Linked DNA regions of Homo sapiens: region 2 is linked to region 1. Evidence: chromatin contacts called from ENCODE Hi-C data. All regions are on one chromosome and are shown on one strand. The core of a region is the stretch at or near the end of the contact, and the rest is flanking DNA. Distances in the headings are between cores, read along the strand shown.

What was found. A loop is a pair of places that touch in the nucleus more often than their neighbours do. Pooled maps may share reads with other maps.
Region 2: a loop to region 1 is called in a map of ascending aorta, with 4 times the contacts of the local background. The contact joins two enhancer-like sites. A Hi-C loop is called at or near these places in 2 of 168 maps with a recorded cell type or tissue (OCI-LY7 and ascending aorta) and 8 of 50 pooled maps.

What each region holds. Positions count from the first base shown.
Region 1 is chr1:167,447,495-167,453,663 of GRCh38, reverse strand. All of the region lies in intron 1 of CD247 (CD247 molecule), which reads left to right. Among named protein-coding and RNA genes, the nearest start is that of CD247, 68 kb to the left of the region's middle. Within about 2 kb of position 2,678, at least 3 of the 41 ENCODE cell types and tissues checked have a DNase peak (open chromatin) inside an H3K27ac peak, as active enhancers do.
Region 2 is chr1:167,803,103-167,809,271 of GRCh38, reverse strand. No RefSeq gene overlaps it. Among named protein-coding and RNA genes, the nearest start is that of MPZL1, 84 kb to the right of the region's middle. Within about 2 kb of position 3,836, at least 3 of the 41 ENCODE cell types and tissues checked have a DNase peak (open chromatin) inside an H3K27ac peak, as active enhancers do.

The DNA of each region.
Region 1 (6,169 bases), core at 1,429-3,928:
CTTGAAGATCTTTCATGGTAGCACATGTAGAATTATCTGTTGTGTTTTTTTTAACGGTTATATATGAATACACCAAAATTTATCAGGTTCCTAGTTGATGGACATTTACATTATTTTCTCTGTATACTGTGAGAGTTTATCCTCAGAAAAAATTAAATTCTCAGAGAAATGGCAAAATACTGCCTGGAATTTTGACATAAGGGGTTTGCTCGAAAGTAGATTTTTTTGAAATGGTGCTAATTTTCAAGAGCAAAACTTGAGGGCAGTGTGCTGCGTGAGAAAGAACAAAGGCCCGGCAAGACCTGGCTTCTCGTCCAGGCTCTGACACATGAGCTGTTTGACTGCGGGAGAGTCACTTCACCTCCCTGACCTTCAGTCTCTTTATCTGCAAAGTGGAGCAAATAAGATCTACCCGGCTTACCTCACTCAATTGTTGTTAGGATCAAATGAAATAAAAAATATAAAAGGGTTTTGTAAACTGAAAGTGTAGAGCAAATGTTTGGTATGACAATGATTGTTACAGCATCAGTCCCTGGAGTCAGCCAGAGAAAGCTACATGTCCAAGTTGGCAACAAGAGGTAAGAATAAGTGTCTTTCTCTCTGTATATCTATAATATATATATATATAATATATATCTATAATATATATATATGCACACACACACATACACACACATATTGCTCTCTATGTATATATGTACATGCATACATATATGTTTGTATTGTTCTATTTATGTGTGTGTATATACACATATGTATGCAAGTGTGTGTGTGTATCTTACACTCTATGTGCCTGGCATATAGCAAGTGTTGTCTGCTAACCTGAGAGACTTGTCCACTGGCGTTGGGGGGCTCTTGGTGGAATGAGCGGAGGGAACTGAAACATGCAACCTGCTCACCAAAGGAGATCACTTGCCTGTCATTGTTTACTCCCAGAGCGTGACTGCAGGCATCGTCCCTCCCTCATGTTTCCTTAGCACCCTGTGCCCCTCTCTCGTGGGATGATTTGTTTCCTTGCCCACCTCTCTGCTCGGCTGGGAGGCTACATCTGTGTCTGTCACCTCCACCCTCACTGCCCAGCACAGTGCGTGACATTTTCTCCTAGTAAGGATGGCCACCACATGACCACTCGTGAGGTGCCACTCCTTGGCTTGTAGGTGGCCATCTCTCCCTGTGTCTTTACATCATCTTCACGGCATCTTCCCTCTGTACATGTCTGTGTCCTAATCTCATCTTTTTTTTTTTTTTTTTTGATAGAGTCTTGCTCCCTCGCCCAGGCTGGAGTGCAGTGGCACAATCTCGGCTCACTGCAGCCTCCGCCTCCCGGGTTCAAGGGATTCTCCTGCCTCAGCCTCCTGAAGCCTCATGGTGTACCACCATGCCCAGCTAATTTTTTGTATTTTATTAGAGATGGTTTTTGTTTTGTTTTGTTTTGTTTGAGATGGAGTTTCGCTCTTGTTGCCCAGGCTGGAGTGCAATGGCGTGATCTCGGCTCACTGCAACCTCTGCCTCCCAAGTTCAAGCAATTCTCCTGCCTTAGCCTTCTGAGTAGCTGGGTTTACAAGTGCCTACCACCACACCTGGCTAATTTTTCTGTATTTTCGGTAGAGACGGGGTTTAGCCATGTTGGCCAGGCTAGTCTCAAACTCCTGGCCTCAGGTGATCCACCCGCCTCCACCTCCCAAAGTGCTGGGAATACAGGCATGAGCCACCGCACCCGGCCGAGTTGGGGTTTTACCATGTTGGTCAGGCTGGTCTCAAACTCCTGACCTCAGGTTATCTACCCACCTCAGCCTCCCAAAGTGCTGGGATTACAGGCGTGAGCCACCTCGCCCGACCTAATCTTGTCTTCTTACAAGGACACGAGTCATATTGGATCAGGGCCCCCACTAATGACCTCATTTTAACTTAGTGACCTCTTTCAAGACCTTTTCTTCAAGTACGGTCACATTCTGAGGTGTTGGGAGTTAGGATTTCAACATAAGAATTTCAGGGGGCAAAATTCAGCCCATAACAGAAATGGAGGCTTAGGGATTATTAGTGTTAATGGATGAGGAAGGAGCAAAAGAGTGAATGGGTTTCACCCTTTCAGGACAAACAACCACTTTCTGGGTGGTTTATGGGGCAAGAGTAGGAAGAGCTTGGTTTTGAGGACCAGGGGAAGAAGAGATGACAATGACTATGTTTGGCTGAATGCAGACAGGTAATGGAGGCTGGCAGTATAGCCTGGATTTTAGGGCTGATTTGAAGCCTGTCCTGGGGCTTGCCGGGGCATCTCCAGTTAGCCCAGGGGCCCAAGGCAACTGTGAACCTTGCCTTGTTCCAGTTGGCTTTAATTTTTTCTTTGAAATGTTATTACCATATTTTAAATAAAAACATAATGTGTCCTTGTCAAAAGAGAAAACCCTGCAGCTGTTCCCCATCTCATTCAGAGTAAAAGCCACTGGCCAAGGAAGTTCTACCTAACAACCCCACACGCTTGTCGCCCTCTTTCCTAGTCTCCTAGAACTTCCCCTCATTCATGCTACCTACCCCTGCTTGCAGTTCAGAGACACTGGGCACAGGTCCACCACACAGCCTTTCCACCTCTGCTCCTCTGCCCGGAGTGCCCTTCCCTGACAGATCTGCACAGCTGAAGCCCGCTCTGACCACCTGTGAAAAACAGGAGACATCTCTTTGTCACTTCATACTTTCATTTCCTTGGCTAGCACTGAGACTGTCTTTTCTTTTCTTTTCTTTTTTTTTTTTTTTTGAGACAGATGCTTGCTCTGTCACCAGGTGGGATTGCAGTGGCTCGATCTCAGCTCACTGCAACCTGTGCCTCCTGGGTTCAAGCGATTCTCCTCCCTCAGCCTCCCGAGTAGCTGGGACTACAGGCACATGCCACCATGCCTGACTAATTTTTGTATTTTTAGTAGAGATGGGGTTTTACCATATTGGCTAGACTGGTCTCGAGCTCCTGACCTAGTGATCTGCCTGCCTCGGCCTTCCAAAGTGCTGGGATTGGCATGAGCCACTGCTCCCAGTATGTCTTTTTATATGTTTGTAAGTAATCTGTTTTCCTGTCTCTGCGAATTGCCTATTTATATCTTTTGCTGATTTATCTCTTGGACTATTAGTCTTAGCTTTCATTTTTCAAAGTATTATTATTTATTCACTTATTTTTTTTTGAGACAGGGTCTCACTCTGTCAACCAGGCTGGAGTGCAGTGACACGGTCAGGGCTCACTGCAGTTTTGACCTCCTGGGCTCAAGTGATCCTCGCACCTCAGCCTCCTGAGTAGCTGTGACTAAGGCATGCACCATCATGCCCAGCTAATTTTTTATTTTTTGTAGAGGGAGGGTCTTGCCATGTTGCCCAGGCTGGTCTCTAACTCCTGGGCTCAAGCAGTCCTGCTAGCTTGGCCTCGCCAAGTGTTGGGATTACAGGCCTGAGCCACCGCACCTGGCCCATTTTTCAAGCTATTATTGATGGAATTCCAATCCTGTAAAAAGCTTTAGGAATGAAGCTGTTCATCTTAGAATTATTTATAATGGTGAAAAATTGGAAACAAATGAGCACCAATGGGGAATGGTTATGTAGATAGTGGAAAGCTTATTAGGCAACCTTTAAAAAGGATATTTATTAATAGTAAAATGACAAAGTAACATGAAATATGAATATATGAAATAACATGAAGTCTTAGATTATAACATAATACTAAATGAAAAAAACAATTCTTCAGGAAATTTTTTTTTTTTTGAGACAGAGTCTCACTTTGTCACCCAGGCTGACATGCAATGACGCAATCTTGGCTCACTGCAGCCTCCACGTCCCAAGTTCAAGTGATTCTCCTGCCTCAGCCTCCCAAGTAGCTGGGATTATAGGCACGTGCCACCATGCCCGGCTAATTTTCATACTTTTAGTAGAGAGAGGGTTTCACCATGTTGGCCAGGCTGGTCTCAAACTCCTGACCTCAGGCGATCTGCCCACCTCGGCCTCCCAACGTACTGGGATTACAGGCGTGAGCCACTGCACCTGCCCGTGGAAAGTTGTTATGTAAAATGATTACAGTTTATAAATAACAAAGACTTTGGTCAGCCATCTGCCATCATATTAATAATGGCTGTGTTTGAAAGTGGTATTATGGGCAATTCTGATTTTTTCCTACTTTTCTGCACTTTTATATTAAGTTGATTTACTTGAAAATGAAAAGAAAAATGATCACAAAGGCTGGGCTCGGTGGCTCACACCTGTAATCCCAGCACTTTGGGAGGCTGAGGCGGGTGGATTACCTGAGGTCAGGAGTTTGAGAACAGCCTGGCCAACATGGTGAAACCCCGTCTCTGCTAAAAATACAAAAAATTAGCCAGGTGTGGTGGCAGGTGCCTGTAATCATGGCTGCCTGGGAGGCTGAGGCAGGAGAATCGCTTGAACCTGGGAGGCGGAGGTTGCAGTCAGCCAAGATCATGCCACTGCACTCCAGCCTGGGCAACAAAGCGAGACTCTGTCTCAAAAAAAAAAAAAAAAAAAAAGAAAAGAAAAATGATCACAAAGTATCGCTCAAAACATAACAACTTTAATGGAAATAAAAATACAAGAAGAGAAACATTTGCTCATAAAGCGCTACCCCTAAGAAATCATACAGCCCTGTTCTTCCCTCTTCCCTTGGAACCCTTATCTATGGGAATACATAATTTGTAGGTAGTTTTGAACAAATGATCCAATTTTACAATGAAACATGAATATTTGAAATCTGACACTGAGGAGAGAATTAAGGAGGCTGTGGTACTTTTTAAAAAAATTTTTGTTTATTTATTTTTTTAGACAGAGTCTCACTCTATGGCCCAGGCTGGAGTGCAGTGGTGCTATCTCAACTCACTGCAACCTCCACCTCCTGGGTTCAAGCGATTCTTTTGCCTCAGCGTCTTGAGTAGCTGGTATTACAGGCGCCCGCCACCACACCTAGCTAATTTTTTGTATTTTTAGTAGAGATGTGGTTTCACCCTGTTGGCCAGGCTGGTAGCAAATTAAAGAGAGTAGTAAAACATTATATGTTGCCAGTAAATTAGCTGGAGTCGTTCTGCAGTTCAGGGTGATTGAGGTATCTCCAGTGGGTCATTGCTATAAGCACTGGGCAGTGTGAGTCCTGGCCTCACATTTGGTAGCAGGCCTTCTGTATCTGTCAACCCCCCAGGCCGGCCTCTCAGCCCTCAATGAAAGAAAGCTAATTGTAGAGTCAAGAATATGACCTGCTATAATGGTTCGATCCTGGGAGAAGGGACTCCACAGCCTGGTGAGGACCCCTCTCACCACCTCTGAGGATCAGCAAGTCTTTGAAGGTCAGTACCAAGTGGTGGTTAAGACCTGGACTGTGGATCCAGATGTGCCTGGATTCAACCCTGGCTGTAGACATTAGGCATGTTATTAACTTCTCTGAGCCTCAGTTTCCCTAGCTGTGAAATCAGAGTCACTGTGAAGACTGAATGAGAAAACTCACACGTGTGGTTCCTGGCCCAGAACAAATCTTCAACCAGTGGTTATAACTATTACTCTGTGTGTCTAGCCTATATCTTTTCTGCTGCAGTGAAAGTTAGTTATTCGATGAAAGGGAGCAACCCACTGAGGGGGATGGTCTGGGTGCCTGGATGCTGTGGTCAATGGGTCGGCATCACACCCAGCACCCTGCCCAACACAGACACCGCCCCCACCCCCCCACCCATAGCTGCTGCCACTGCCTTCCTAAGAACAGTGACTTCCTGTTTTCTAAGTTTTTACCCTGCAATGTCATCACCAGTTGTGCCTGAGCCTGGGGGTGGAGCTGGCAGCAGCAGGACTCAGGGCTCAAAGTTGGGGACTCAAAGGAAGGAAGGTTGGCGAGTAGAAAGCTGGCCACTCCTACCTGGATCATGAGCTACTGTGATTCATATTGATTCCATCAGTGCCTACAAACTGAGCGCTTACCAGGTACCAAGCCCTTCCCATTTGAGTGTCACACACCCTGGGAGGTCGCTGTGATTACTCAGTGATTACACAGTAGCAACACCAGGACTTGGATTGCAGTTGTCGCCTTCGTAGGATTCATTCTTACCTGCCGTGCTTCCTATCAAAGTGGAAACAAGCTGGACGGGGGTGAGGTTTGAAAGGCTGCCCTATAGAAATTGGAGGATCTGTGTGATTTGTGCTTCTG
Region 2 (6,169 bases), core at 2,587-5,086, 350 kb before region 1:
AATAGCAAACATTTGTCATGGTCTACAAAGACAGAATTAGAAAAGATACATGTTTGTAGGGCCTGACTGCAGCTTCCAAAGCCAGGGTGATGTCTTAGCCCCTCTAACCACATGCATCAAATATCAAATAAAATTTTAATATCAGATAAATATGTTTAATATAAAATAAAGATCAAGTTTTAAAAATTAAAATATTAATAATTTTTACACGGGTATCTTTTACATATTTAGAGTTTACATGTTTTTTTATATTTAAGAAATAACATTCATTCTTCATCATTTCCCAGATGCAAAAGCAAGGCTGTGCATTTTTTCTCCTGATCACATAACTGAGTTCCACAAACGAGGTTGGACAGACCCAGATGATACCACGAGGTTAACCACAGAGGCCTGATGGCCTGGCATGGAGGGAAGAGCTCCAAGCTAAGAAATCAGAACATTAGGTTCTAACATGAGCTCTGCCATAAGCACACTTTATTCCTGTCTGATACATACACCCTGCCTGATCCACATAACTTCACTATGTTAGTGTACATTTGTGAATACTGAATAAGATAGTGAAAGTTAAAAAGTGTTGAAAATTACAATGTGCCATACAAATAAAAACAAACTAATATTAGATGACTGATTTTAAAATAAACACATCAAATACTAAACTTCAATTAAGTATTGTCCCCTTCAAAACTGTCATCCTGGAAGCTGCATGCTTGCCCCATGCTGCAATATAGAAATCCCTTGCTTTCTAGTTGCCTTATTTTGTACTTTATTCATTCTCTCACTTATTCACCCCACTACAATTTTCCAACTCATTACTGTATACTAATCCCTGACTAAGTACTGGAGGTTAAGATATAAAAACATGAAGGGCACAATTCTTGACCTCAGCAAGCTCACATGTCCAATAGAAAAAACAGATGCACGTGTAAACCTCACTGAGCCCATTCTACTGTAATATAATAGAGCTGTGTTCAAATCCTTCATGGTGGAAGGAGTGACACATACAAAACCTGGACATCTTGAAGACTCAGCGGAACAGCCTCTGATTCATTTCGACTGCATTGTCATAATAAGCTAATGCCTTAATCATAACAATTCCTTACATTTGTACAACTCTTTATAGATACAGAGAGTTCTGGGACCTGCTCTTATCTTCTCCCTGTAAACCCTGAATGGTGAGAATGGCAGATGCTTTGGCTTGCCTGAGATCATCTGGCCAGTAAGTGGCTGAACTGGAGCCTAAGTCCAGAAATTGTGTGCCCTTGTCGAAGCATATTCAAGTCCACTTTTTCTGGCTCTCTGTCTGTGCAAACCATCAGGAAACAGTGTTTTCTGTCTTAAAAATCGCTTTGACCATCTAAAGATTCAAGTTCCCTTTAGCTTCCAAAAAATGGACCTAGTTCTACTCTTTGGAATCATACAGAATAAATTTAAACTTGTTCCTCACTGACCCCTTCAAACTCTTGAACACACCTCTCATGGTTCTCTTGAGCCTTCTACAAGCTAAATATCTCCGGTTGCTTCTGCTTCTCCTACCAGCTCCTTGTTTTCGGTTCCCTCAGTATCCTGATCACTTGTCTCCGAATATATTCAAATTTATCTCCATTTCTCTTATATATGAGCTATAGATTGGCCAATCTGGAATAGGAGAGGACTCTTACTTCTTTTGTTCTACCTAGAAGAGTCCTATTAAAACCACTTATGCGCCTTCACTTTTTTGGAAGCCAGTTTTGGAGTCACTGTGGACATATTCCAATTATCTGGAAGATAATCCCAAGTTGGCTACTTACTCTCTGTGCCTTAGTTTCCTCATCTGTAAGTGGAAATAATAGTTGTACATACTGCATGGAGTTGTGTGGGGTTCTTTTTTTTGAGAATTACATGAAAAACACTGCCTAGGGCTGGGCGCAGTGGCTCACAACAATAATTTCAGCACTTTGGGAGGCTGAGGCAGGTGGATTGCTTGAGCTCAGGAGTTCAAGGCCAGGCTGGGCAACACGACTAAACCCTGTCTCGACCAAAAAAAAAAAAAATGCAAAAGTTAACTGGGTGTGGTGGCAAGCGCCTATAGTCCCAGCTACTTGGGAGGTGGAGGTGGGAGGATTGCTTGAACCTGGGAGACGGAGGTTGCAGTGATCAGAGATCATGCCAGTGCACTCCAGCCTGGGCAACAGACAAGAGTCAGACCATCTCAAAAAACAATTTTTCCCTCTCCCTCTCCGTCTCCTTCTCCCTCCCCCTCTCCCCCTCTCCCCCTCTCCCTCTCCCTTCTTTCTTCGGTCTCCCTCTGTTGCCAAGGCTGGACTGTACTGCCGTGATCTCAGCTCGCTGCAACCTCCCCGCCTCGGGCTCCCGTGATTCTTCTGCCTAGGCCTGCTGAGTGCCTGGGGTTGCAGGCACGCGCTGCCATGCCTGACTGGTTTTTGTATTTTTGGTGGAGATGGGGTTTTGCCATGTTGACCGGGCTGGTCTCCAGCTCCTGACCTGGAGTGATCTGCCTGCCTTGGCCTCCTGAGGTGCTGGGATTGCAGACAGAGTCTCGCTCACTCAATGCTCAATGTTGCCCAGGCTGGAGTGCAGTGGCATGATCTCGGCTCACTACAACCTCCACCTCCCAGCCGCCTGCCTTGGCCTCCCAAAGTGCTAAGATTATAGCCTCTGCCTGGCCGCCACCCCGTCTAGGAAGTGAGGAGCATCTCTGCATGGCCGCCCATCGTCTGGGATGTGAGGAGCCCCACTGCCTGGCCATCCCATCTGGGAAGTGAGGAGCGCCTCTGCCCAGCAGCCCCGTCTGGGAGGTGAGGAGCGCCTCTGCCCGGCCGCCACCCTGTCTGGGAAGTGAGGAGCGCTTCTGCCCGGCTGCCCCGTCTGGGAAGTGGGGAGCGCCTCTGCCCGGCCGCCACCCTGTCTGGGAAGTGAGGAGCGCCTCTGCCCGGCTGCCCCGTCTGGGAAGTGGGGAGCGCCTCTGCCCGGCCACCACCCTGTCTGGGAAGTGAGGAGCACCTCTGCCCAGCCGCCTCGTCTGGGAAGTGAGGAGCGCCTCTGCCTGGCCGCTGTGCAATCTTCCAAGTGTGAAGTGACAGCCTTTCTGCACGTGTACCCAACAGCTCCGAAGAGACAACGACCATCGAGAACGGGCCATGATGACGATGGTGGTTTTGTCGAATAGAAAAGGGGGAAATGTGGGGAAAAGAAAGAGAGATCAGATTGTTATTGTGTCTGTGTAGAAAGAAGTAGACATAGGAGACTCCATTTTGTTCTGTACTAAGAAAAATTCTTCTGCCTTGGGATGCTGTTAATCTATAACCTTACCCCCAACCCCGTGCTCTCTGAAACATGTGCTGTGTCAACTCAGGGTTAAATGGATTAAGGGCGGTGCAAGATGTGCTTTGTTAAACAGATGCTTGAAGGCAGCATGCTCCTTAAGAGTCATCACCACTCCCTAATCTCAAGTACCCAGGGACACAAACACTGTGGAAGGCCGCAGGGACCTCTGCCTAGGAAAACCAGAGACCTTTGTTCACGTGTTTATCTGCTGACCTTCTCTCCACTATTATCCTATGACCCTGCCACATCCCCCTCTCCAAGAAACACCCAAGAACGATCAATAAATACTAAAAAAAAAACAAAAACAAAAACCAAAAAAACAATTTTTTTAACTTAAAAAAACCTGCTGCCTAGTATACAGAAGGAGATCCATAAGCATTAGCCTTTAATACTGTCACATGTATTCTAACAAGTTCTCCCCATCCTGTATTTAGACAGTTTGTTTTTTTTTACTTTAAAGAGAACAGACGGTACAGACAGGAAACAAAGAAACCGACTGTGGTCTGCTTTTAGCCAGTGAGAGAGAAGTAAACTAAAACATATGTCTAAATGCTGATGGGCAAAGGAAGGTAGGCCTTTGGGCACTCTCTCTGGATGGTGGCCTTTATCTCTAGCCTATGCCTTCCTTATTGGGTTATACTCGTTCCTTCTCTTTAAATATCCTGCACCCTGTGTTAGGCCTTCCTGGTGGTAACTGCAGGCAGTGATCATGATAAAGTCAAGTCATCTCCTTCGAGTTTAGCATCCTCTGGTTGCCACTCTGCATTGCTTGAACATAGGCTCAGGGGACAGTACTCTGGGGTTCTGCCCCAACCACCTTAGTCTGGTTTATACTCAGCTGCCCAACAGCTGCCAAAAGCATGAGTCTCACCCCTGTGCCCTTTGTGAACTGCAGGCAAGTATTCATGTTTTCTGTAAGTCAACACCACCAGGCTTCCCTGTGATTTTGATTCTATGGGTAGATAGTGCTAATGAGTGTGAGGATTTCTGAAACTAATAGTTCATCTCCCAAATTACTAAAAAACTAAAGCATACCACACACCTACGAGAATGGCCAAAATCTAAGACACCAAATGCTGGCAAGGGCGTGGAGTGACGGGAACTCTCACTCGTTGCTGGAGGGAATGTGAAGTTGTACAGCCATTTTGGAAGACAGTTTATAGTTTCTTACAAAACCAGACATATTCTTACCATACAATTCAGCAATTGTGCTTTTTGGCATGTACCCAAATGAACTGAAAACTCATATCCATACAAAACCCTGCACATGGACATTTATAGCAACTGTATAATTACCCAAACGTGGAAGCCACCAAGATGTCCCTCAGTAAGTGAATGGATAAACTGTGGTAAATCTAGACAATGGAATGTTATTCAGCACTAAAAAGAAATTAGCTATCAAGCCATGAAAAAAACAGAGAAGAACCTTAAATGCACATTACTGAGTGAAAGCCAGTCTGAAAAGGCCACATGCTCTATGGTTCCAACTATGTGACCTTCTGGAAAAGGCAAAACTATGGAGACAGTGGTTGCCAGTGGGGTGGGAGGAGGAGAGATGAACAGGAGGAACCTAGGGGAGTTTTAGGGCAATGAAACTATTCTGTACATTACTCTGAAGGAGGATTCACATCATTATACATCTGTTCAAACCCATAGAATGTGTAACAGCAGAGTGACTCTTAATGTAAACTATGGACTTTGGGTCAAAATGCCGTGTCAGTGTGGGTTCATCAATTGTATCACATGAACTGCTGTAGTGGGGAATGCTGTTAGCAGGTGAGGTTGTGAGTATGTAGGATCAGGGGCTATATGGGAATTCTCTACCTTTCATTCAATTTTGCTATGAGTCTAAAACTGCTCTATAAATAAAGTTTATTAATTAAAAACAAACCCACAAATACCTAAAGCATATGTTGACCAGCTCCCTTTCCCTCCACAGAGCTAGGATGCCTCATTCCCCAGTGCTTCCCCTGTCCTGGAAGTGCAGTGATGAGAACTGGTTTCAAAAAAAAAAAAAAAGAGGAGAGGGGAGGAGAGATGGGAAGGGGAGGAGAGGGGAGGGATGGGGGGAGGGGGAAGGAAGGAGAGAGGAGGGAGGGGGAGGAGAAAGGAGAGGAGGGGAGGGAAAGGGGGGAGGGAAGAGAGAAAGGAAAAAGCGAGAAAAGACCATACTGCAATTTGAAGGTTAAGTTCCATGTGCCTGAATCCAGAGGAGCGTGCATCAGGTTTTGCAGGAACCCTGTACTTGGTTCCGGTTCTGACTATGCCACAAACCAGTTACGTGACCTTGGGCAAGTCCCTTTTTCATCAGTTTCCTCATCTCTAAACTAAGCGAGTTGTGATAAAATCCCTTCCCTCCTCCATCTGGCTGTGATTCAGCCTCCTAACAACAGAATGGGTGTGGGCGAACCTGCTCTTGGCCAGCAGGTGGCAGCACTGGCTCCTTACTGTGGCTGCAGCCAAACGAACCATTCCTGGTCACGCTCTGGAGGCTTTTGTCTTCAGACCTGCAGCCTCAGCACTTAGCACCACTGCGGCGCCCCTCGTTACCTACAGGAAGCTTCCAGCATGACATCCTCGGGGCATCCTGGATAGAATTATTTTTAGGAGAAGGCAGACATAAATAATCCACGAAGGCTTCAGGAACAGGAATGAAAAAGTGATGATCTTTTTAAAATATTTATTTCTGTCACAACCCCCATGCCTGTCAACTCAAGGGTAAAGGTATTGTTCTCATTCTCTATTTCTCGCACTAAGACCAGTGTGCCTGCACAAACAGTAAGTCTTCAGAAAGTGTAAATTAATAAGTTCATTAAATAATATTTTCTTTTCTTTTTGAGATGGA